Linked DNA regions of Mus musculus: all the other regions are linked to region 3. Evidence: chromatin loops called from intact Hi-C (ENCODE). Cell type or tissue: left cerebral cortex. All regions are shown on one strand.

Evidence for each region. Hi-C counts contacts between places; a loop is a spot of excess contacts. Peaks named below come from ENCODE experiments on the same cell type or tissue, not always from the same donor. Only the 100,000 strongest peaks of a DNase experiment are listed, where the experiment ranks them.
Region 1: a loop joins it to region 3, with 7 times the contacts of the local background. A loop is called at or near these places in 3 of 42 quality-filtered maps.
Region 2: it touches region 3 in a loop (4-fold over the local background); 3 of 42 quality-filtered maps call a loop at or near these places.

What each region holds. Positions count from the first base shown.
Region 1 is chr10:5,434,973-5,442,972 of GRCm38, reverse strand. Syne1 (spectrin repeat containing, nuclear envelope 1) reads left to right here. Exons shown (of 146, transcript NM_001347711.1): 4 at 6,151-6,234. Among named protein-coding and RNA genes, the nearest start is that of Gm40594, 31 kb to the left of the region's middle. In left cerebral cortex, no CTCF peak of the experiment used is centred here; a DNase peak (open chromatin) is centred at 4,985; H3K27ac peaks cover 564 bases.
Region 2 is chr10:5,445,805-5,453,804 of GRCm38, reverse strand. The region is part of intron 2 of Syne1 (spectrin repeat containing, nuclear envelope 1); the gene reads left to right. Among named protein-coding and RNA genes, the nearest start is that of Gm40594, 20 kb to the left of the region's middle. In left cerebral cortex, no CTCF peak of the experiment used is centred here; a DNase peak (open chromatin) is centred at 3,660; H3K27ac peaks cover 299 bases.
Region 3 is chr10:5,373,359-5,381,358 of GRCm38, reverse strand. The region is part of intron 13 of Syne1 (spectrin repeat containing, nuclear envelope 1); the gene reads left to right. Among named protein-coding and RNA genes, the nearest start is that of Gm23573, 20 kb to the right of the region's middle. In left cerebral cortex, no CTCF peak of the experiment used is centred here; DNase peaks (open chromatin) are centred at 1,507, 2,191 and 3,299; H3K4me3 peaks cover 308 bases; H3K27ac peaks cover 1,536 bases.

The sequences.
Region 1 (8,000 bases), 62 kb before region 3:
AACCTTCTTTTTCCTGTGAAAAGAAGCACTATGACAAAAGTCACGTTATAAAAGAGGGATGAAGTTATCAGTACCCTGATGTGATGAACAATGCATTTCTAAGATTCTGGAATGATCACCACGATTATAAATTACAAATCACCAACTATGTCACTTTAATTATTTTTCATCCTTTGCTTTCTATTGGGGTGATAAAACTCTGATCAAAATCATGTAAGGGAGGAAAGAGTTAATTTGATCTCAGGTCCTAGTCCATCACTGAAGGGAAGTGAGGGCAAGAACTTAGGGCAGGAACCTGGAGGCAGGAACGGAAGCAGAAGGCATGGACGAATGTTGCTTATTGGCTTTCTTTCTATAGCTTGCTCAGCCTGCTTTGTATTACAACGCAGGGTTGGCATCACCTACAGTGACCTGGGTTCTTACATGCCAGTCGTTAATCAAGAAAAATGTCCTACTGTCCTGCCCACAGGCTGAATTGGTGGAGGCATTTTTTCAGTTGAGGCTTCCTCTTCCAAATGTCTCCAGCTTAGTGTCAAATTGACAAAAATGAACTGTGACTGCCTGTTTCCTATTCAAAGGAACTGTTGGTTTCTCTCCCTGTGTGTATATAGCTGTCTGCTGGATATTAAGTTTGAAAGCACTGTGGCACCTGCCATGTTCTTGCTGACATCTTCTATCAACAATCCCTTGGAACAAGAACAGAGCGCTCAGAGAGATATTGTTACATCCCATAGAACCAACAGAGTGCAAACAGCATTAGCAGAGAGCAGTGAAATACATTTTTATTACATTCAAACTAAAATATGTAGTTCCTTAATATTAGAATATGTCTTTTCCATATCAGATTAGAAGGGTAAGTAGCTCATAGATGTAAAGGATTTTAAAATAAATACTTGCTACAATTAGGAAACAGTTCAAGCGACATATGAAGTCTGGAGTTGACAGAGCTTCCCTTTTTTTAAAATTATGATCTTTTTGATAAAACTGTGTTCTGTGAAAGAAAATAAATGTCAGTAAATGTAACTTCTTATAGGCAGAGGGTGGCATAGAGAGGTATTGGCACATTGATTGACTTGTAACTCATGCTCAAGTGATCCTCAGGCTCTGAGTTGAGGAGTATCTGAGATGACAACACTCTTTGAATGTGATCTGGTAGATAAATGTGCTGTTTTTGTCCCTACCACCATAAGTTGACAACTGCTCACACAGGTAATGCAGAGACCATCAAAATTTTTGGAATCTGCCACACTTCAGATCATCCTGTGTAGCAGTAAAATCCAAGATCTATATTTGAACTCTGAAGAATGGGCAGGAGCCATCACCTAGACATTCAGCCCGCTCTAATCTCCTCCAAATAGAAGGAGTTTAAATCTCTCGTGAAGTGTTCTGTCCTTTGGTTAGACTTTGTAAAGTCTAGATGAAGGGCTCTGCTTTTGTAGGGACTCCAGAGTTAATTATAGAAAACTGAAAATGGAACAACCCATAAAACAAGCAAATTTGAGAGGTTGACAGCAGTCATAGAGACCTAACTTTGGGTTCTGTTTCCTCCAGGTTATTGCATCTAGAACAAGCAGTGTTGTGTTCCTTCCAGATACCCAGGGGCTTGGATTTCCTCCACTTATCTCTTATATCTTTGTAACCATTGCCACAGAGATGATTGAGTTTTTATTTATTTTTTTCTGAACATAGTAAGTGGTAAGACTTCATTGGAAAATGCAAGCTTGTGAGAATTCTGTGCAAATCCTTCTGGTTGTACAGATCGGTGGCAGATAGTTAGGGACAGGTTTTTACCACCTCAGCTCACCTTTAGTTTCTGCTTCTGGTATTGAGAGGTGTCTCCATGCATACTGTAACAGCACTGCTCTGCATTGCTGCCTCAGGCTTGAGCAGAGCTGAACAGTTGATCTGTCAGTCTTAAATGCAGGAGAATTCTGGTCACAAGCAATCAAACAAACAAAAACACCACCCAAAATCAGGATTTTTATGTAGTGAATACAGGAGTCTGGGAATTGGTGCTTGTTTCTGAAGCTTTAGAAAGTACATTTCTGAGACATAAATGGTGGAGAGAGCAGTGTCTCAGAAGCATGCCAGTAAAGTCCCCGTAGGACCTAGTTCTAGTTGCCCTCAGCAGAAAGTTCCAGTAGCACACCTTTGGTTAGTTTTCTTCCTCCTTTGCAATCTTACTCCCAATACATTCTTCCTCTTTAGCTACCTGGGAATGCCTCCTCAAACAGCCACATACACCCAAATGCTGTCCTGTGGGATGAGCCCAACAGATCACATGTGAACAGCCGTGTAGCCATATAAATCAGCTAAATAAACCAGACAAGTGCTAGCATAAGAGAATATCACATTGAAAGTGTACTCCCCTGATGTCTGGATCCAAATCTTCCTACATTTACCTGCAGATTGAAGGAGCCTTCACATGCGTGTTGCAAGAGTACACCTGACTTTCTAAATGAAAGGCATCTCTGCCACTGTATTTGACCTATTGTCTATGAGATGTTTTTCATGGTCAGTTAAATTCTGGGTTAAATTATTCTGAAAAAAAAAGTAGTCGACTTTTGTTAAAACATTCCTCTGTGTAAGTGCCCTACTCATTCATGTATAGTTAGAATTACAGGATCACAAAGGTTGCAAACATTTTCATAGCTTCAGTTGGCAGAGAGGGAAAATAGGATTTAAGGAGAACTTCTGATCTGGCCTTTTCATTATGTATTCATATTAAGCCCTTTAAGATTCTCATGCACCTAAACTGAAGTTACATGGAGGTTATAAATATGTGGTTTCCGTTTTGCACATGCCTGTGTGCTGTGGTCTAGCATCCCCTTCCCATGGAGGTGGAGAGCATGGTGCAAAGTAATAAAGGCCCTGAGTATTCTTGCAGAGCCTTTTCAAAGCAAGACTGTTAATAAAGCATTGCCTTAGGAGGATGAGCACAGCAGGGAATTCTGTAATTATCCCAGAGTGGAGGTAGCTCTGTGGGGAACACTGCCCTGCAGGCTTCTGGCTCTGATATACATTCAGGAAATGTGGCCAAATGGTTTAGCTTTCTTCCTATGGCTAACATCCCAGGGTGAGGTCTCTATAGTCTAGTCCCATTTAATAACCTGCGGTGGCTTCCTTGGCTTTGATTTTATTTAAGGAAATTATAAACATTTTAAAGTATTCTTCTTAGATTCCCTGTTTGGTTGACATTTACAGAATGTGAGCATTTGCCAAGTTGAGGATGGGGATGGTCAACAATAGGGACACCACAGGCACATAACAATGACCGTGGAGAAGGATTTTTTAAAATCTGTTTTGTTGATCCAGAAGCAAGCTTTTTGGATGACTCTTTACCACTTTGCATTCAGGGAGCCTAATAATCCACTCTGATATGAACATGAACAGTAGATACTTGGAGGGCTTGAGCACCAACAGCCCCTCAGGTTCACTAAAGATGCCTCAATTTTGATGTGTGTATTGCCTACTGGCAAGCTAACATTTCTCAGATCTGCACTCTGAATACAACACTACCTTATGTCTCTGGAGAAACACAGGTGAGTGAAATATGGCTGATGCTCCCAGAGAGGTTACAACCAGTGTTGAGAAAAGCTACTCACTAGGGCTGGGTATTGTATGAAAATCAGATACAAATATGAGCAAGGATAACACAAAAGATGCTTAATCTCTTCTTCACTGATCCAGTGTACACCTGAAGAAGAAAGGCAGGAAGAAGGCATTTGTTGACTAGACATCAGATTCTACAAGGATTTGTAGATGTACTTAGAATGGTTGGTTGGGGTATTCATAGTGATAAATTTAATAAAGTCAAGAATAGATAGAGCATAGTGGAATTTTACAATATAACTTAGATGTCCATGTCAGATATGGGAGGAAGCAGGGATTATTCAATAAATAAAATGGAGGAACACAAATTTTAAAAAAATCATGAAAATTATTCTCTAGAGCTTAAACATATGTGCACACAATTCATATCTGTTTGCTTTTGGAATCTAATGGTACAAGGTCTTGCCATATTTAGAGAAGATAGGTGAACATCTTTCAGATAACAGAGTTTAAAAAAATAATACATGATAAAAAGTGCTGGGTGTGATTGTTTTCACTTAATGTGACTAAAATTAAATTAAGAACAAAGAAAAATAAGGTGACATAAGAAGTTGCCCACTTGCCTGGGGCAGACACAGTTTACAGCGTGAGAAACTTAAAACATGATTATAGCAAGGATATATAAAGTACATTTACTAATCAATAAGATAGCAATGACTCAAAGGAAAACTTGGACAGGAGATGTGGAAAGAATATGACAAAAGAAATCCACAGGTCAGAGGAAGACATGTTTATGCCAGTGCTGATCAGGGATATTCGGATGAGCACTTGAGTGTATACAGTACATAAGAAGAATTGAAAATTTGGGAAAACCATCTGTCAAATCTAATGCTGAAGGGGGTTTATACCAATTATCTTTGCAATGCTTGCAAAAGAGAACATAGCATAGTCCACTGGGAAAGTATGCCATTAAACATTGAAAGTCGTGTTGCCGCTGTCTCAGAAATTCTAGGGGAAGTAAGCCCAAGAGAAACTGTACTTTTACAAAAGCTGAGAAGAAATGTTTTGGAAAGAATCCAGTTTCTATCAGGAGAGAGTAGACACATCTATGAATACCTGGCTGACTGTGAATGAGGACCCTTTGAGGAAACAGGGAAGTGTAGGGAAGACTCAAGGGGTGAGTACAGAGACACTCTTTAACTAGAGACAACAGCTCAACATTTAGTGTGTTTCTTTTTCTTGAGATATGGCCTCAGTCTTTAACCCAGGCTGGCCTTGAGTTCATGGTAAGCTTCCTGTATTAGCCAACTTTGAACTAGGATGACAGATGTGGCTGTTGTGCCTTCCTTAAAATAAGTACTTTTAGGACTGCATTTAAATGAATTGAATCTATCTAGAAAGGCAAGTGTTGGGCTTGATTTAAAATGTTTGCCAAGAGTGTGGGAAGACAGGAAGTGAGAATGTATCTGGGCGGGATGAAAGAACAGAATGTTGGTACTTAGGAGTCTTGACTATCTTAAGGGATGGATTCACAATGTTTTGGCCATGGTAAAGCATAGCTAATTATATAAGCTAAACCTGTGCTCTATGCATGGAGCGGTAATGAGACAGTCATACATTGATATAAGTTCCTAGGAAAGGGCAATAACAACCATATAAAATATCTCCTATTAATTTTTTTAATTATAATCTAAAATTATCACCCATTGGAAACATAAAGCTTGTTTTTCAAATTTCTGGTATGTTATTTAGAGCTCTAGGTTCACATGGAAGAGGGCCACTTTACCAGATGAGAACCTTGAGAAAAATGATGTCATCTCATTAATGCTGGTTGTCCCAGTAAACAAAACCATCTAATTCATTGAAATTCCTTTGGGTATTTATGCTAAGTGTGATAGACAATGCAAAGAGTGAATTTCATCATGTAAATAGAGCATTGAACAGACATATACAAGAAAAGAAAGAAAGAAAGAAAGAAAGAAAGAAAGAAAGAAAGAAAGGAAGGAAGGAAGGAAGAAAGAAAGAAAGAAAGAAAGAAAGAAAGAAAGAAAGAAAGAAAGAAAGAAAGAAAGAAAGAAAGAAAGAAAGAAAGAAAGAGAGAAAGAAAGAAAAGAAGAAACGAGAAGAAAAAAGCATTCTTGGAAATCTCAGTTTTACTCTTGGTTCATTTGCTCCAAATTTTTGGTCATTCAAATTAAGAAAGGACACTAGTAATGGTCAATATCCTTGCATGTCCTCATAGCTAAAGAAAAGGGTATGACTGACCAAAAACACTTTTCGTAGAAATATGTCTTGCCATGAAAGAGTGACTGTGTCTATAGACAGCATGAGAATTTGTTGAACTTTAACTCTTGGAAATCAGCTGGGAAAACACTCTGCAGGAAGATAATCTGCTGATCTTGAACTTCTATTGAGAACCGTATGTCTCGCAAGTACTGCTGGGATGACACGCTTTTACACACTTGCTTCCCTCCCTGAGGTGGAGTCATGGTGGTTGCTCTTCAAGTCTCTTCAATATATATGTTAACACAGCTGCATGGAATCTGAAGCCTTTTAATGGTCATACCTGTCCTCACTGCTACGGGTTTCTTTCCCCAGCCTTGTGAACAAGGACACCGGGTGAAGCGTATTCATGCTGTGGCTAACATTGGCACCGCACTCAAATTCCTTGAAGGAAGGAAGGTAAGAAATGAAATGAAATGGAAACACTGGAGAGAAAGCTTGGGTCTACTGACTTTCTAACTGTTGTCTTTGGGGTATAACTGCACGCTGTCTGTACTACATGAGGCAGTCGAGTAAACAAATTTAGATTTACAGAAATGTTGCAAAAAGGAGACCACAGTTCACTTTACTTAACTCCCTCCAGGTTAAGAGCATAGGAAATGAGCCTGGCAGTGGTGACACATGCCTTTAATCTCAGCAATCAGGAGGCAGAGGCAGTCAGTTCTCTGAGTTCAAGGCCAGCCTTGTCTACAGCGTGAGTTCTAGAAGCCAGCACTACACAGAGAAACACTGTCTCAAAAACACAATAACAAACAAACATAAAGAACATATGTAATGATGGAACTATTATCAAAGTAAGAAAATTTAAACTAATGCACCATCGTTAATGAAAGTATAGAGCATGGTCTGTGTACCATTGTCCTAGGATTCAATCCAACACCACACCATTCATCTCATTGTCTCTTACTCTACAGCAAGTCTCCATGCTTTCTAGTGTTTCATGACCTTTGACACTTTTAATTCTGCTAGTTAGTCATTTTTGGGAACTCTCAGTTTGGGTTTATGCGTTGTGTTCTTCTGATTAGATTGCAGTTCCACATTGTTGGCAAGAATTCCAGGGAAGTAATATTAAATTCTTCCCAGTACATTTTGTGAATGTATCTAGGCTTCTGTTTTAATTCTCATGGTGTGTGGACATCCATCACTTGATAAGTTAGTCTCCTAGTCTGTTTTCTGTGGCTATCACAAAATAGTTAGTACTGGATAATATATAAAGAAGACTAGAACATCACTCTCTCATGGTTCCAGAAGCTGGTGCATCCAAGAGCCTTCTGACTGTATCACAATATATTGTTGAACATTGCATAGTGACACAGAGTACCCATGTGTCAGTCCAGGTTTATTCTTCTTGCCCTGGGAAGCCCCATGCTAACACCCTAATCTGACCCTAGTAACCTGTCTGAGACAGATTCAACAAATACTTTTGACATGAATTTAAAGATTATATTTTCACATGAAAATCCAGCAACACATTGAAATCACAGCAGGTTATATCTAAATGTTTTCATATGAGGTAGGTTGCATCTGAATATTTTCATATGATAATGTTGCTACTTTCCCACTTAGAGTTGAGAAATAATTTTAGGGAGATAATTGAGACCATGCTATTATTTAATTCTCAAATTTTAACTCCTTCAAATAGTTATTGTTCTACTTGCTCACTGATAACTTTATGTTCTACACACAAACACACACACACACACACACACACACACACATACACACACACACTGAAAGTATTCTAAAAGGAAATGGACTACTTATTAACTAATTATTTCTTTTTGTATTAACTCTGTATATTTGTTTTATTTCATGGTCATAGTTGATTATGCTTCTGTGCTGTGTTATTGTATTACTTTAGCTTTGGCTGTTGAGAGTCCTTCAGCTGGTGTCTGTGTCCTATAAGCCTGACTTCATTTCCTTTGTATCATATGGTCATATGTGTTTTAGATTATCTCATATTTTCCCTCCCATAGGTCTGAAATTGACCCCCTTCTCCAAGGAAGTTTTCTTGGTTTTGTTTGTGAATGGTATCTATGAGCAAGATCTGTGTGCTGGATACCTGTGTGGCAGCTGCTGGGGTGCCATTGCAGTTAGGTTCTTTTAGAAAACAGACCTAGAAAATAGGTGACTTTTCTAATACGTATGTCCATACTTTTGTAAAC
Region 2 (8,000 bases), 72 kb before region 3:
AGTTCTGGGAAGGAAACTCCATAGGGAGAATGGCTTGCCCAACAGCTACTGCTGAATCTCCCAAAGCCCAAGGTCAAAGTGCTGGGAGACTGGTCCACAGGACTACTGTCTTCCTGGCTTATGGGGCTGCAGTTCTTCTATCTTCATCTGGCTTTGGTCCCCTTTCTCCCATTCTAATGATGCTCATTAATCTCCTCCCTCCATGATCTCATCTTCATCATCTCCAGAACTCCACCTCTACCTGCTTCCACATGGAAGAGTCAAGCAGTGACTACTTTCTCTAGTTACCCATCCATTCAGTGTGTACTAGGCATCAACTAGACTAGGAATTATGGATACAGTGATATGGGCCTAATAACAGGATGGACAGATAACTGCAGTCAATTGTGTACAGTGTCTAGGGACATGTGAAGGCAGTCAGTGAAGTGCATGCCTGAGTTCAGACCCCCCACCCAGAGCCTGTGTTAAAAAGCTGGTCAAGGGCTAGAGAGATGGTTTAGTGGTTAAGAGCACCGACTGCTCTTCCAGTGGTCCTGAGTTCAATTCCCAGCAACCACATGGTGGCTCATAACCATCTCTAATGGAATCTGATGCCCTCTTCTGGTATGTTTAAAGAGAGCAATGGTGTACTCATATACATAAAATCAATAAAAAAATCTTTAAAACAAACAAACAAACAAAAAACCAGTCACACTAAATGATTGTAACGTCAGAGACAAGTAGATCCCTAGAACTCACTGGTTCAGTGAGCTTCAAGGTTTACCAAGAGACCTTTCTCAAGAATTAGGAAGATGGAAGTGAGTAAAGAGACTGCTATCAACCTCTGGTATATACATAGGCCTGCATGCACCTGTGCATACATGCAAGCTAAGTGTGTGCTTACACACACACACACACACACACACACACACACACACACACACACTTGTTTACAGAGAAAATAGGAAATGAATCATGTCAATTCTAGATCCAGAAGTTCCAGCAATCCTCTGAGACTTGGGAAAGAATCTCCTCGCCTCTGTCTAACTTTTGATCGTGAATGTCTGGACTCGCAACACTGCAGTCTTCGCCTCTGTGCTTAGCACGCTCTACGCAGCAATTCTCTCTTCATCTGAAGATACTGGTCACACTGGATGCTAAGTACTGCATTTTGACTTGATGAGCTCCGTAAGATACTATTTCTAGATACAGTAGTATCTGGGAGTCAAGGTTTTGAAGTGCATTGTAAGGAATAGCTATGTCATGCATTGGGAATCTATTAAGAGCACCAAGTTCAACTCAGTTATTCCTTTGAAGGGAGCAGTTAGGGTTTCCAGGTTAAAGATCTATAGACGTATGCTAAGTGATGTTTTCATATGAAAATCGATTTAATGGCTGCTCTAATTTTCCCAGTTATCTTCTTGCCAACAACATATTACCTGAAAATGCTTCCTTAATGGACTCTTGGTCTCCTCCCTTTCCTTGCACACTCCTGTGGACCTGTTCGTAAACCAATACAAGAAGCTGACATAGGGGGTCAAGAGGATGCCCAAATACAACCCCCTCTTTGCTTGTTTTCTTAACGCTACAGTAGCTACAAAAGGTCATGAATATGTTAAGTAGCCTGTTTTTAGTACTTCTGCAATGTTTGCACAAATCAAAATATCACTTCATACACTGTAACCTTTAGTTGTTAAATAGACCTTCATAAATCTGGAGGAGTTGAATTGAAATTAGTTATTTTCTAATATGCAATTAAGTGATTAGAAAAGACACCCATTTGAAGCTACATCTCGTTCATTACCTTGCGACCTGTTAGGGTATTGATAATGAGGGTGCAGAGCTCACAGGGTTTATGGAGATTAGAATTACATTGATAAAGTTTGTCATAGTTTCTTCTTTAAAACGGTGTCATGTTCACATACCGACAGGTATTTGGAATGTTATTTAACAGCCAAGATGATATTCTCGGTCCTGAAAGTGAAACCATGAAAAAGAGAGAAAAATAATTTCTGTTTGAAGTGTGGGTAGCTACAGGTGACTGTGGATACGTTTTTTAAATTAAGCCAGTACAACTTGTGGATGGATCAGCAACCGGATATGTTCACTAGAGAGGTGTCAAGTACAACACTATATACTATAGAGAGGAAATAAATGAGGGCATGTATTGGCTCTGTGCAAAACATGTAGAAAACATTTTATTGTTCAAAAAAAAAATTCCTTAGCAGAGCTTGGCAGTAGGGACCCGTGTTTGATGTTGAATGAAATAATCAAGGAAGTGGAAATGGTTATGTTCTCCATTAGAGGAAATGAAATAGAATGGAAGTAACTTCCCATTTGTGCTACAGAAGTGGGAAATAGCAGCAGGAGCCCTTCCATAAAAACACTGAATGAGGAGCAGATGCATACAAAGTATTTGAATTACTTCACCTTGTTTGTGGAGCTATTGGCAATGCCTATTTTATTTTCAGAGTGAAATGGCAAGGTCTTTTAGATAGTATGTTAATTTTGGTCAGTTCTGCCTGTGGGGGATCATCACAGTCTTGATTAATCTGGGCCAAGACTAGCTTGGCACTTTGTTAAATTGTGGTGTAGTGGGCTCTTGGCCGACCCTTCCAGAGGTAACTCACCAGACATCTGCCAGTTAACCTCTCTTCCCTTTCCGCTCTTTCTCTTTGTTCCTGTTGTTTTAGATATTGTCCCACCCTGCAGATAACCATCAGGAAATGGGAGCTCCCTATGCTAGCTGTGGGATGGGAAACATCCCCATGGGCTCCCTTAGTTTATCTTCCTACCTAAGCCATATATAAGTCATCCAGAGTAGCTTGTCTGTTCCTGGGTCTGAGGGACCACGTTCTGCACAGATGAATCAGGGATACACAGAACGAGACTAGAGTCATCCCTTTTCTTCATACCTCCCAACACCTTGTGCAAAAAGCAGAACTGTGAACATACCAGGCCATGATCTTGCGCCATGCTTAGCAACCCTTGACACTATAGTATGTGTACCACCCAAAGAAGGTGGGCATCTGTAACATGAGCTTCCCCTTAGACATGTTCTAGTCCAGCTTTACTGACATCACTAAATATCCAATAATCACTAATATTAACCATAGGATATGCATTCATTATCTCGAAGTGACAGGCCATAGCATTTCATAGCATAATAAAATATTTGATCAACTCTTGGCCCATGAATAACAAAGCCCTTAGTTGGCCAAATCAAGAATGGTAAATGACAACAGGATTAGACCTGGAAGTTGACAGGAGATATGTGTGTGTCTGTGTATATATATATATATATATATACACACACACACATATTTGTATGTATGTAAATGTGTATATATGTATATACATATATGTATATATGTACATATTCATATATATATGTGTGTATATGTGTGTATGTGTGTGTGTGTGTGTGTATTGGTCTTTACATTGTAAATGACTAAATTCCTAATGCTGAAACTCTATTTTATAACAGTGTAACATTTATCAATAGGGACTCTGAGATTCTATGAGATATGCAGTGTTACTTTTCTGTGGCTGTAATAAGATGCCATGACTAGAAGCAACTTAAGGAGGAAAGCTTATTTTAGTCTGTGGATGCTGATGGCAGGGAGGCATGGGAGTAGGTGGCTAGAGTAGGAAGCTGAGAGCTCGCACCTCAGGCACACCCAGGAAATAGAGTGAACTGAAAGTGAGTTAATGTTACAAACTCTCAAATCCACACCCAGTGGTGTGTGCCCTCCAAGAACCCTTCACACCCTAAAATCTCCAATCATCCCAAACACACCACCATCAGGAAGCCAAGTATTCAAATACATGGGCCCGTGGGAGATATTCCTCATCCAAACCACAAACTTTACTAATGAATGGATAGCATTCTAGAGTCATGCTTGAAATAGATTTCTCTCCTTCTACTTGACAACCACTATAAAAAAATTGAGAGTGGTTTCTTCCTCAAGAAGTTGGTAATAGAATTACCATGTAATGCAGCAATTCTGTTGCTGGGCTTATAACTAAAGAATTGAAAATTAAAGGGCCAGGAAGTATCATTATATATATATATATTATATATATATATATCTTGCTCATGGCAAGAATTTGCAAATGTGGCTAGAAGGTTGAAGCAACACAGTATTCACTGATAGAGGAATAGGTTTACAGAATGTGGTAGATGCCACAATGGGATCTTATTCAGTGGAAGAAAAAGGAGGGGATTCTACCATTTGCTACAGGGTAAAGGAACTTTGAGGACACTATGCTAAGTGAAATAAGCAGTTACAAGCATTTCATTACACTGCTTATATGAGGTACCAAGAGGAGTCAAAACCTTTAAAAAGGAACTGGAGGTGGATGTCAGGGGCTGAGAGAAGGAAAGAAAACTGCAGTTACTTAATGGGTTTAGAGTTTCAGCTTTGCAGGATGAAGATAGAGTTGGAGACTGATAGAGCACTCCTGTGGAAATATCTAATGACTGAACTATACTCTTAAGGTGGTGAATATTAGGTTATGAATATTTTAGCATAGCTATAATTTTAATAATTAAACTAGTATAAAGACACAATCTGGATCCTCTGACCATGTATAGTCCCATCTTATAGAAGTCACTCACTCAAATGTCACCATCCAACAGGAAGGGAGAAGTGTCACAAATATAAATTGCCACATCCAAAACAATGCTTCCCGATCAAGATATAGTAGCAAGAGAACAAAATTGAGTTTTGAAGATTTGCCCCAAAGGAGATGTTATTGAAAGGACTCCAGGTGTCTCCGCCTAAGAAGGAGATATGCTGACCGGGCAGGAAAGGGTTAATTTGGCACTTCTCAGGCTTGCTCTGCCTGCCCCAGCCCTGCTCAGGATTTTAAAAAAAGTTTTGTGAGTTTTCCCCTTTTTGATTAGAGTCTGGGAGCTGAGACCTTGCACTTTTATATTGTTTCTGTGTCAGGGCCTCAGACATGCTATCCTGCTGTGCTCAGGTCATTGCATAGAGACAGCATGGTTTTGGGGAACCACCTTTACATACACAAACTCACTGCACACTCCTACACTCCCACTAGCACATACACCTGACTTATACACTTGTATAAATAAAAACAAATCTTTTTAAAAGGAGGAAGACATTTGAGCTCCTTACAGTCTAAAGAAAAAGGCAGTGGTCCTTGTTACAAAGCGTCTCAGGCTACTGTGGCTAAGCAAGGCAGACAGGTAGAAATAGAGAACCACGCCCTGGCTCCCCCTCTTCAGTGAGTGCCTTCCTCTCAGCCACAGAGATCTCAGCATGTTCTCTGAGTTTCTAGACATGTCAGAGGGCAGGAAATCCTGTTAGGGCCACATCATAGGACATATATTTTATTTGAGGAAACTTCTAGAAGGAATGACACAGAAGGAAAGTACCTCATTTTTGGTGCAATGAAGAGGTCCACGTTTGAACACCTCAGACTAGGCAGAAAAATGTTCTGTTTCCACTAAATATGGGATTGCTAAGACCAAGGGGAACTCTGATAAGTAAGAATTCTAAATATTCTACAGAAAGGAGACAGCTTAGCCTAAGTATGAACATGAAAAGTGCTTGACACATTCTACTCAGCTCTTGAAAGGCAGTGGGAGCAGAACCCCAGTCTCTACTTTCTGCCAAGTCAGGCTCCAGTCAATTATCCTCATTGCTGTCCGCCCTTTGGCTTACAGCCCTGGGAGCCAAGTGTGCCCAAAGAAGCCATATTGTTGTCATATCTGTACATGTCACTCCAGAGATGCTTCAGCTACAAGATTTCATATCTGAATGTCTCCTGAAAAAATGAATTGCTATGGTCATTAAAGTTATTATGTGCTGTGTGGAAATAATACTTGATACAAAATGGTATTTCTTTTTAATTCTGTGGTGCTTTTTGATATATATATGTGTGTGTGTGTGTGTGTGTGTGTGTGTGTGTGTGTGTATATATATATATATATATATCACCCAAGACTTATCTTCATTCACTGAGATACTCAAGTAAGCAGCCAGAAACATACATAAAGTGTCTGTCATATTCTTGATAGTACTTGAGGGAGCTCTCTCTCTCCTGGAAGGATTCAAGAGTCATGTCTATGCAGACAATTTTGTGAAGAGCAAGGGGCCCAGTTGAATATGACCACAGTTGGGAGGAAAGGAGAGAAGAGAGGGAAAGGAAGATGGAGAGAAAGCAAGGGAGGGAAAGGAAAAGGAAAAGGAAAAGAGGAAGAGGAGGGAGAATAAGAAAAGAAGGAAGAAGAGCAAAAGAAGGGGAGGGAGGAAGGTTGTCAGTTGGGCTGGCTGGTCACAGAGGTTGTGGGTCAAGGGCAGAATGGTGTCAGCAAGGCTAGGCAGAGGCCAGTGGCCTGAAGATCTGCCCAGCAGCCACTGTTGATTATTCCAAAGGCCAGTTTTAGGTGTACCATGAAGCACTGTGCTCCAAAGAAGCAGAGAGCTGTGTGTGTGCAGTGACAGTGTGTGTGTTCATGCATGTTATAATCTATACATGATATCACATGCATGTTGTCAGCCATGTATGTTATCATATATGCACGTTGTCAGTCATGTATGCTATATCATCTACACATAATATCACCCATGCATGTCATCTAACATTCATGGATGTTAGCATCCATGCATACTATTACACATGTATGTAATCACCTATACATTACCACCCAGGAATGTTACCACCCATGCATATTGCCATGCATACATGTAATTACCCATGTGTGTTGTCACACTTGCATGTTGTCACCTGATTATATTGCTATTGCCCAGGTATGCTATCAGCTTTGCATTTTGTCATCTATGAACATATAATCCATACATATCATCATCCATGCAGTATCATAGCTTTGATGCCAAAGTTTTTTTTTAATTTTTTAAATTATTAAATTTTTAAAATTATTATTCTTTAATCTTGTTTTAGAGTCCAGTCATTATCCCCCTCCCAGTCTGCCCTCTGACTGTCCCTCATCACACATCTCCTTCATCTCCAAGAAGATGTCCCCACCTTCACCCCACCACAGGGGTCTCTTCTGTCCATCGGTTAGGTATAAATATTTGCATCTGACTCTTTCAGTGGCTTGTTGGGCCTCTCGGAGGGCAGCCATGCTAGGGTTATGCCTGTAAGCACACCATAGCATCAGTAATAGTGTCAGGCCTTGGAGCCTCCCCTTGAGCTGGATCCCAATTTGGGCCTGTCACTGGACTTTCATTCCCTCCGGCTCTTCTCCATTTTTGTCCCTGTAGTTCTTTTAGACAGGAACAATTCTGGGTCAGAGTTTTTGACTGTGGGATGGCAACCCGCTCCCTCACTTGATGTCCTATCTTTCTATTGGAGATAAACTCCACAAATTCCATCTCCTCACTGTTGGTCATTTCATCTAAGGTTCCTCCCTCTGAGTTCTGAGCATCTCTCACCTCCCAGGTTGCTGGTACATTCTAGAGGGTCCCCCCACCTCCTACCTCCTGAGGTTGCCTGTTTCCATTCTTTCTGCAGGCACTCAGGGCTTCAGTCCTGTCCCCCCACCCCCAATACCTAATCATGTTTCCCTTTTACCCTCCCTGTCCCCTCTTGAACCTAGGTCCCTCCCTCCCTCACTCCCCCCTCCCCATCACTGCTTTCTTCTCCCTCCCAAGTAGGATTGAGGCATCCTCACTTCAGCTTGTTAACCTTCTTGAGTTTTATGGATTGTATCCTGTGTATTCTGTACTTTTTTGACTAATATCCACTTATTAGTGAGTACATACCATGCATGCCCTTTTGGCTCTGAGTTACTTCATTCAGGACGATATTTTCTAGTTCCATCCATTTGCCTGCAAAACTCATGATGTCCTTGTTGTGGAAGTTCTTGTAATGTTTACTGGTGTGTGGGAGTTTCCAATTTTCCTAATATATCCAGGTAAAACTTAATTTGTATTTTGTCACCAAAGTTATCATATATTTTTAATTTTTTCTACAAGTTGGTGCTTTGAATGATGCTTGTATTGCATTTATAACGGTGATAAATGGGC
Region 3 (8,000 bases):
GTTCACATGTGTCTATTCCAGACACCTAACTATCTACCTGCACATGATAACCAAGACATAATACCCAGAAATGATGGGAAGAGTGAAATGTATAGTAGTGACTGATAGAGAAGTTGAGGATCTAAAATATAAGGGGGAAACAGTGAGAAAACTGAAGCACTCAATAATAGGACAACAGAAAACAAACTAAACAGGCACATTGTTGCCAAGGCCAAGTTCAGGGTGAATCACGCAATGATCTGTTTATTGGGCCAGACATTTCACTAGACATTGTTCTAGGTGTTGAGAATACATAGTCCGAAAGTTGTGTACTTGCAATCATGAAAGTTATTCAAAATATATGTATTAGGTACTTAACAGTAAGCTAAGCTTCAAAGACAGGAAATGTGGATCATTGTTAATTAAAAACTCTAGGTTTACTTGGTAGCACAAAATCAGCCCCTCAAAGGAAGGTAAGTAGCCTGGGCTGGTGTACCAGACTTACATGAGATTCAGTAATCTGAGAACACCAGGGGAATTCTGCATACATATGCAGGGATGTTTGAAAGTATTATCTTGCCTTTCCACTATAAAAGGCAATTCTGATTTCAGAAAAATTACAGTATGTAAACCTAGAGTATTTGTTTTCTGAACTCACCAGATGTGAAAAAAACATTTTCTTTATTTACTACATAGTCATTGTTTACAAGTTAGAGTTACATATTCTGTAAAAAATGTGTACTGCAGATAATTCACCTTATAAGAAGAAAATTTTAATTAAATATTTAACATAAAATTTTATACGTACAAACAGTTCTGTGGAGCTTTCTGTTTTCAGTCTAGGTTTTAGAGATTATTTTGTTTAATTTCTACAGGTGTTTAGAGTAGCAGAGCCATAAAGCAGTGTAATTGCAATTATGAGATCAGTTTTAATTTATTCAGGATATATGTGTTAGGTATTTAACAATAAATTAAGCTGCAAAGACAGGTAATTTGTTTGTGAGCATGTGTCTGTGTCTATCCGAATGCATGGATGGTGCCTGTGAAGACAAGAAGAGGGCAGTGAAACCCTGGAGTCCACTTTTTTTTTAAAGTTAACCTGTTTAAGTTAAGCTAATGTGTATATCAGATTATATTAACTATACAAAATATGTACAAAGTATAACTGCTGTCCTTTCTATTCAACTTCATGCTTTGTTATCTAGAAAGAGAGACTATCCCTTCTTTGTGGTTATGGAGAATTTATCCATGGTTCAGTTTAAGCAGTTAATTTTACTGAACATTTAACCTTAGAATATGGCATGGCTCTTATCATCCTCATTTGTAGATGGGTGTACTACAGGCAGGGAGAAAGTAAGTGCCTCACTTATAGCAACATAATCGTCTTAAGTTCCAAGCTTAAAATGTACCCACAAATTTGTTGCACATAGCAGGAGTCATATTGTGTTAGACAAGGCAAGGCTTTCAAGTCTTAAGCTTTCTCATGATTTCCAGTCTCCACCACCTCCTGAGCCTCCTTGTACTGTCAACACAAGACAAGTAATTTTCTTTCCTTGTTGAGAGTTTCATTTCCTGATGATGATGCCTGGCATGGGGATCAGAGTTCACCAACCCACAGACAATCCTCTTTACTGTGGCCTTGTAATCCCTTCGCTTTCTCTTCTGTGGTGATCCTGTTCCATGTCCCATCCTTGCCACTCTCTCCTTCCTCCTCTCCTATCATCATCCATCATCAGTAACTGAAATCACCCACAACTGTTTTGTCAAGCATCCTACTCCCCAATCAAGCAAGGTTTCTCCATCCATTCGAACCCCATGTCTCTGATGCTGCTTTCCTTCAGTTTCATTTCATCCTTTCCCTTCGTGTGGTCTCAATCAAGTGATCATAAAACTCACCCACTGGACACATCCTCAATCCCATGTCCACATCTCTCTTCTATTAGTAGTCTGGTGAAGAAATATAAAGCCTGATTAAAGGCCGTTTCTGCATAGCCTGTGCCCCCACACCGGCAGCTGATGGGCTGGAGAACCCACACACTCTGATAGCAACTAACCCAACTGGGCTCCAGTGCTGTGCAGCAGTCATAAGGCATTCCCAACCCCAAGCTCTCTCCATTTCTGGGACATCTATTTCATACCTTGTCTCCTCAGCTTTCCACACCTCCTCCCTGTCCTCACTCCTAGCTGACGACACTGCTTCCTCTTTCTGCAAGAAAAATAGAAGCAATCAGAAAAGAATATCTGCAGGCTCCCACAAATACATCAACCCACATACTTGCATCTGTGCCCAAATACTCGATCCTCTCTTCTGTTGCTGTGGATAAACCATCTGTGCTCCCAACCAAGGCCAGCCCCTCCTGTGAGCCTTAGATAGTATCCTTACCCTTTCTCTCAAAGAGTTGCAGATATACTTCTTTTGTTCCATTGTCTTCTACATCCCTTTCCATTGAATACCCTCCTATCACAAACACTTGTGCATGTGAGGCACACACACTTGCACATGCATATGTATGCGCATGCACACAAACACACATGCATACATTATTAAAGTTATCCTATTCACCCTGATTGCCTCCCAGCTACTGTACAAATACCCTTCTTCCATTAATACAAACAAGTGGATAAGAAGTATCCAGGCTCCTTCTTGATTTCTACGTTCTCTCTGGAAACTATTGTAATGAACCATTATCATCATCTGTCCCAGGCCAGGTTGAAAAAAGTTGGCCTTCTTATCTATTTACTAGATATTAGCCGTGCTCATTTCTCATCCATCAGACACTTTTTACAAAGAGCTCCTGTATCCACAAAACTCTTTGTTCATTCAGTTTTCTGCTTTGTTTATTCTGTTTTCTGCTTTTCTCCCTACACTCCCAGCTATTTCTTGGTAGCCTTTCTGGGTTTTCAACAAAACTTTATTGAACACCTGCATTGTACCAAGTAGTGTTCAGAGCATTTGTGATATGTCCATATGCATAAAAACAGACACGGTTTCCTGGTGTTAATTATATGACTTGTCTTGAGAGGATAAAGTACTTATATCCATAATTTTTGGCTACTTTATTGCATTCCTTTTCCAACCTTCTTCATCCCAATCCCTTCCAACCCCCAACACAGGGTAGGCAAGTTTAGAGGGCAAAGTGGGTGTCAATCTCGTTAGAACACTTCCTGATGATTAGGGGCATTGAGTTCCTTGGGGCAAGTCCAATCTTTGTCATGAGGATATCCAACTTCTTCCTCTCTCCAAACTTCTCTTTGCTCACAACCACTGGACAAACCACAGTAAAGGGAGTTGGGAGCAGGAGGGACAGCAGCAGGTTTTCCAGGCTCTGGCATTTTATAGCCTCACAAGAGTCCCCAGAATTCCAAATGTAATCTATCTTCAGCTGGCAGAATCACACTCCTGCCAGAGCACAAGACAAATCATACTCGGCTGCTACGGACAATCTGAAGCATCCCATACCCCACACCAGGAGTTAAAACAGAAACATATTCACATAACATGGCTGCTTTTTTTTTTTTTTTTTTTTTTTAAAGAAACCACAATACTCACTACAAATAGAGAATAAAACTTGGAGGGCAAACAGGACAGGGGATGTTGATGTTTTACCTTTAAGTAAGAAGTCAGTGAAAACTCACTGTAATGATGACCCCAAAGAGGCAAATACATTCCCCTGTGAGGTATTTGCCCTGGCTCTCCATAAGGAACTTTCTCTCCTAGGTGATAGCCCTGTTTCCCTCCTCTTTCTCTGGGCCATCACTAGATCTCCCTTCTCCACAGTGTGGAATCCCACTTGGTCCTGTAGAGCCATCTCGGTAACTGAAGGGGGAGTGTTGATAATTCCTACAGTAATATAGGTTTGTCAGTTCCTATGCTGTTTTATCAGTTCTTAGATATTTTCAAATTTACTATGTATGTTCAATCTCTGGATTAACATGTTTTCTACGAATGTGGGACTCTGATAGTAAATTACTATTAGGACTATTTATGGTACTTACAGAAGTTTTCAGTTAGTGTCTCCTGATGTATTTTACCCTCTACAAATTCCAGCCTCTCTATTTCCCTAATGATTAGATGTATCTCTCATAAAACCCTTCCCCTTTTCATTTTGTCTTCATCCACGTACATATATGCTGTTTGATCTTTCATTTTAACTGGTTTTGTTTGTCCCTCTGATCTAGGCAACCTCATTCCTTTGTCTAATAAAGTTATGCACTTTATATTTGTACCACATTCTTTATCTGATTTAAAAAAATCATTTAACTATTTTCTTTTTAAAATATTTTTATTAGGTATTTTCCTCATTTACATTTCCAATGCTATACCAAAAGTCCCCCATAGCTATCCTTTCACCCCCCTACCCACCCACTCCCAATTTTAGGCCCTGGCATTCCCCTGTACTGGGACATATAAGGTTTACATGTCCAGTGGGCCTCTCTTTCCACTGAGGGCCGACTAGGCCATCTTTTGATACATATGCAGCTAGAGTCAAGAGCTCTGGGGTACTGGTTAGTTCATATTGTTGTTGTACCTACAGGGTTGCAGAACCCTTTAGCTCCTTGGATACGTTCTCTAGCTCCAACATTGGGGGCCCTGTGATCCATTCAATAGCGGACTGTGAGCATCCACTTACATGTTTACTAGGCCCCAGCATACTCTCACAAGAGACAGCTATATCAGGGTCCTTTCAGCAAAATCTTGCTAGTATATGCAATGGTGTCAGCGTTTGGAGGCTGATTATGGGATGGATCCCTGGATACGGCAGTCTCTAGATGGTCCATCCTTTTCTCTCAGCTCCAAACTTTGTCTCTGTAACTCCTTCCATGGGTGTTTTGTTCCCAATTCTAAGAAGGGGCAAAGTGTCCACACTTTTGTCTTCATTCTTGTTCAGTTTCATGTGTTTTGCAAATAGTATCTTATGTCTTGGGTATACTAAGTTTCTGGGCTAATATCCATTTATCAGTGAGTATATATCAGCTCCAAATTTTGTCTCTGTAACTCCTTCCATGGGTGTTTTGTTCCCATTTCTAAGAAGGGGCAAAGTGTCTACACTTTTGTCTTCGTTCTTCTTGAATTTCATGCGTTTAGCAAATTGTATCTTATATCTTGGGTATCCTAACTTTCTGGGCTAATATCCACTTATCAGTGAGTACATATTGTGAGAGTTCCTTTGTGATTGGGTTACCTCACTCAGGATGATGCCCTCCAGGTCCATCCATTTGCCTAGGAATTTCATAAATTCATTTTTTTAAATACCTGAGTAGTACTCCATTGTGTAAATGTACCACATTTTCTGTATCCATTCCTCTGTTGAGGGGCATCTGGGTTCTTTCCAGCTCCGGGCTATTATAAATAAGGCTGCTATGAACATAGTGGAGCATGTGTCCTTCTTACCGGTTGGGACATCTTCTGGATATATGCCCAGGAGAGGTATTGCGGGATCCTCCGGTAGTACTATGTCCAATTTTCTGAGGAACTGCCAGACTGATTTCCAGAGTGGTTGTACAAGCTTGCAATCCCACCAACAATGGAGGAGTGTTCCTCTTTCTCCACATCCTCGCCAGCATCTGCTGTCACCTGAATTTTTGATCTTAGCCATTCTGACTGGAGTGAAGTGGAATCTCAGGGTTGTTTTGATTAGCATTTCCCTGGTGATTAAGGATGTTGAACATTTTTTTAGGTGCTTCTCAGCCATTCGGTATTCCTCAGGTGAGAATTCTTTGTTCAGCTCTGAGCCCCATTTTTCATGGGGTTATTTGATTTTCTGGAGTCCACCTTCTTGAGTTCTTTATATATTGGATATTAGTCCCCTATCCGATTTGGGATAGGTAAAGATCCTTTCCCAATCTGTTGGTGGCCTTTTTGTCTTATTGATGGTGTCTTTTGCTTTGCAGAAGCTTTGCAATTTTATGAGGTCCCATTTATCGATTCTCGATCTTACAGCACAAGCCATTGCTGTTCTATTCAGGAATTTTCCCCCTGTACCCATATCTTCGAGGCTTTTCTCTACTTTCTCCTCTATAAGTTTCAGTGTCTCTGGTTTTATGTGGAGTTCCTTAATCCACTTAGATTTGACCTTAGTACAAGGAGATAGAAATGGATCAATTCGCATTCTTCTACATGATAACCGCCAGTTGTGCCAGCACCATTTGTTGAAAATGCTGTCTTTTTTCCACTGGATGGTTTTAGCTCCCTTGTCAAAGATCAAGTGACCATAGGTGTGTGGATTCATCTCTGGGTCTTCAATTCTGTTCCATTGGTCTACTTGTCTGTCACTATACCAATACCATGCAGTTTTTATCACAATTGCTCTGTAGTACAGCTTTAGGTCCGGCATGGTGATTCCACCAGAGGTTCTTTTATCCTTGAGAAGAGTTTTTGCTATCCTAGGTTTCTTGTTATTCCAGATGAATCTGCTGATTGCCCTTTCTAATTCGTTGAAGAATTGAGTTGGAATTTTGATGGGGATTGCATTGAATCTGTAGATTGCTTTTGGCAAGATAGCCATTTTTAAAATGTTGATCCTGCCAATCCATGAGCATGGGAGATCTTTCCATCTTCTGAGATCTTCTTTAATTTCTTTCTTCAGAGACTTGAAGTTCTTGTCATACAGATATTTCACTTCCTTAGTTAGAGTCACACCAAGGTATTTTATATTATTTGTGACTATTGAAAAGGGTGTTGTTTCCCTAATTTCTTTCTCAGCCTGTTTATCCTTTGTGTACAGAAAGGCCATTGACTTGTTTGAGTTAATTTTATATCCAGCTACTTCACTGAAGCTGTTTGTCAGGCTTAGGGGTCTCTGGTGTAATTTTTAGGGTCACTTATATATACTATCATATCATATGCAAAAAGTGATATTTTGACTTCCTCTTTCCCAATTTGTATCCCCTTGATCTCCTTTTGTTGTTGAATTGCTCTGGCTAATACTTCAAGTACTATGTTGAAAAGGTAGGGAGATAGTGGGCAGCCTTGTCTAGCCCCTTATTTCAGTGGGATTGCTTACAGCTTCTCACCATTTACTTTGATGTCGGCTACTGGTTTGCTGTAGATTGCTTTTATCATGGTTAGGTATGGGCCTTGAATTCCTGATCTTTCCAAGACTTTTATCATGAATGGGTGTTGGATTTTGTCAATGCTTTCTCTGCATCTAACGAGATGATCATGTGGTTTTTGTCTTTGAGTTTGTTTATATAATGGATTACATTGATGGATTTTCGTATATTAAACCATCCCTGCATCCCTGGGATGAAACCTACTTGGTTAGGATGGATGATTGTTTTGATGTGTTCTTGGATTCCATTTGTGAGAACTTTATTGAGGATTTTTGCATTGATATTCAAAGTGAAATTGGTCTGAAGTTCTCTATCTTTGTTGGGTCTTTTTGTGGTTTAGGTATCAGAGCAATTGTGGCTTCATAGAATGAGTTGGGAAGAGTACCTTCTGTTTCTATTTTGTGGAATAGTTTGTGCAGAACTGGAATTAGATCTTCTTTGAAGGTCTGATAGAACTCTGCACTAAACCCATCTGGTCCTGGGCTTTTTTTGGTTGGAAGACTATTAATGACTGCTTCTATTTCTTTAGGGGATATGGGGCTGTTTAGATGGTTAACATGATCCTGATTTAACTTTGGTACCTGGTATCTGTCTAGAAATGTGTCCATTTCATCCAGGTTTTCCAGTTTTGTTGAGTATAGCCTTTTGTAGAAGGATCTGATGGTGTTTTGGATTTCTTCAGGATCTGTTATGTCTCCCTTTTCATTTCTGATTTTGTTAATTAGGATGCTGTCCCTGTGCCCTCTAGTGAGTCTAGGTAAGGGTTTATCTATCTTGTTGATTTTTTCAAAGAACCAGCTCCTCGTTTGGTTGATTCTTTGAATAGTTCTTGTTTCCACTTGGTTGATTTTGCCCCTGAGTTTGATTATTCCCTGCTGTCTACTCCTCTTGGGTGAATTTGCTTCCTCTTGTTCTAGAGCTTTTAGATGTGTTGTCAAGCTGCTAATGTGTGCTCTCTCTAGTTTCTT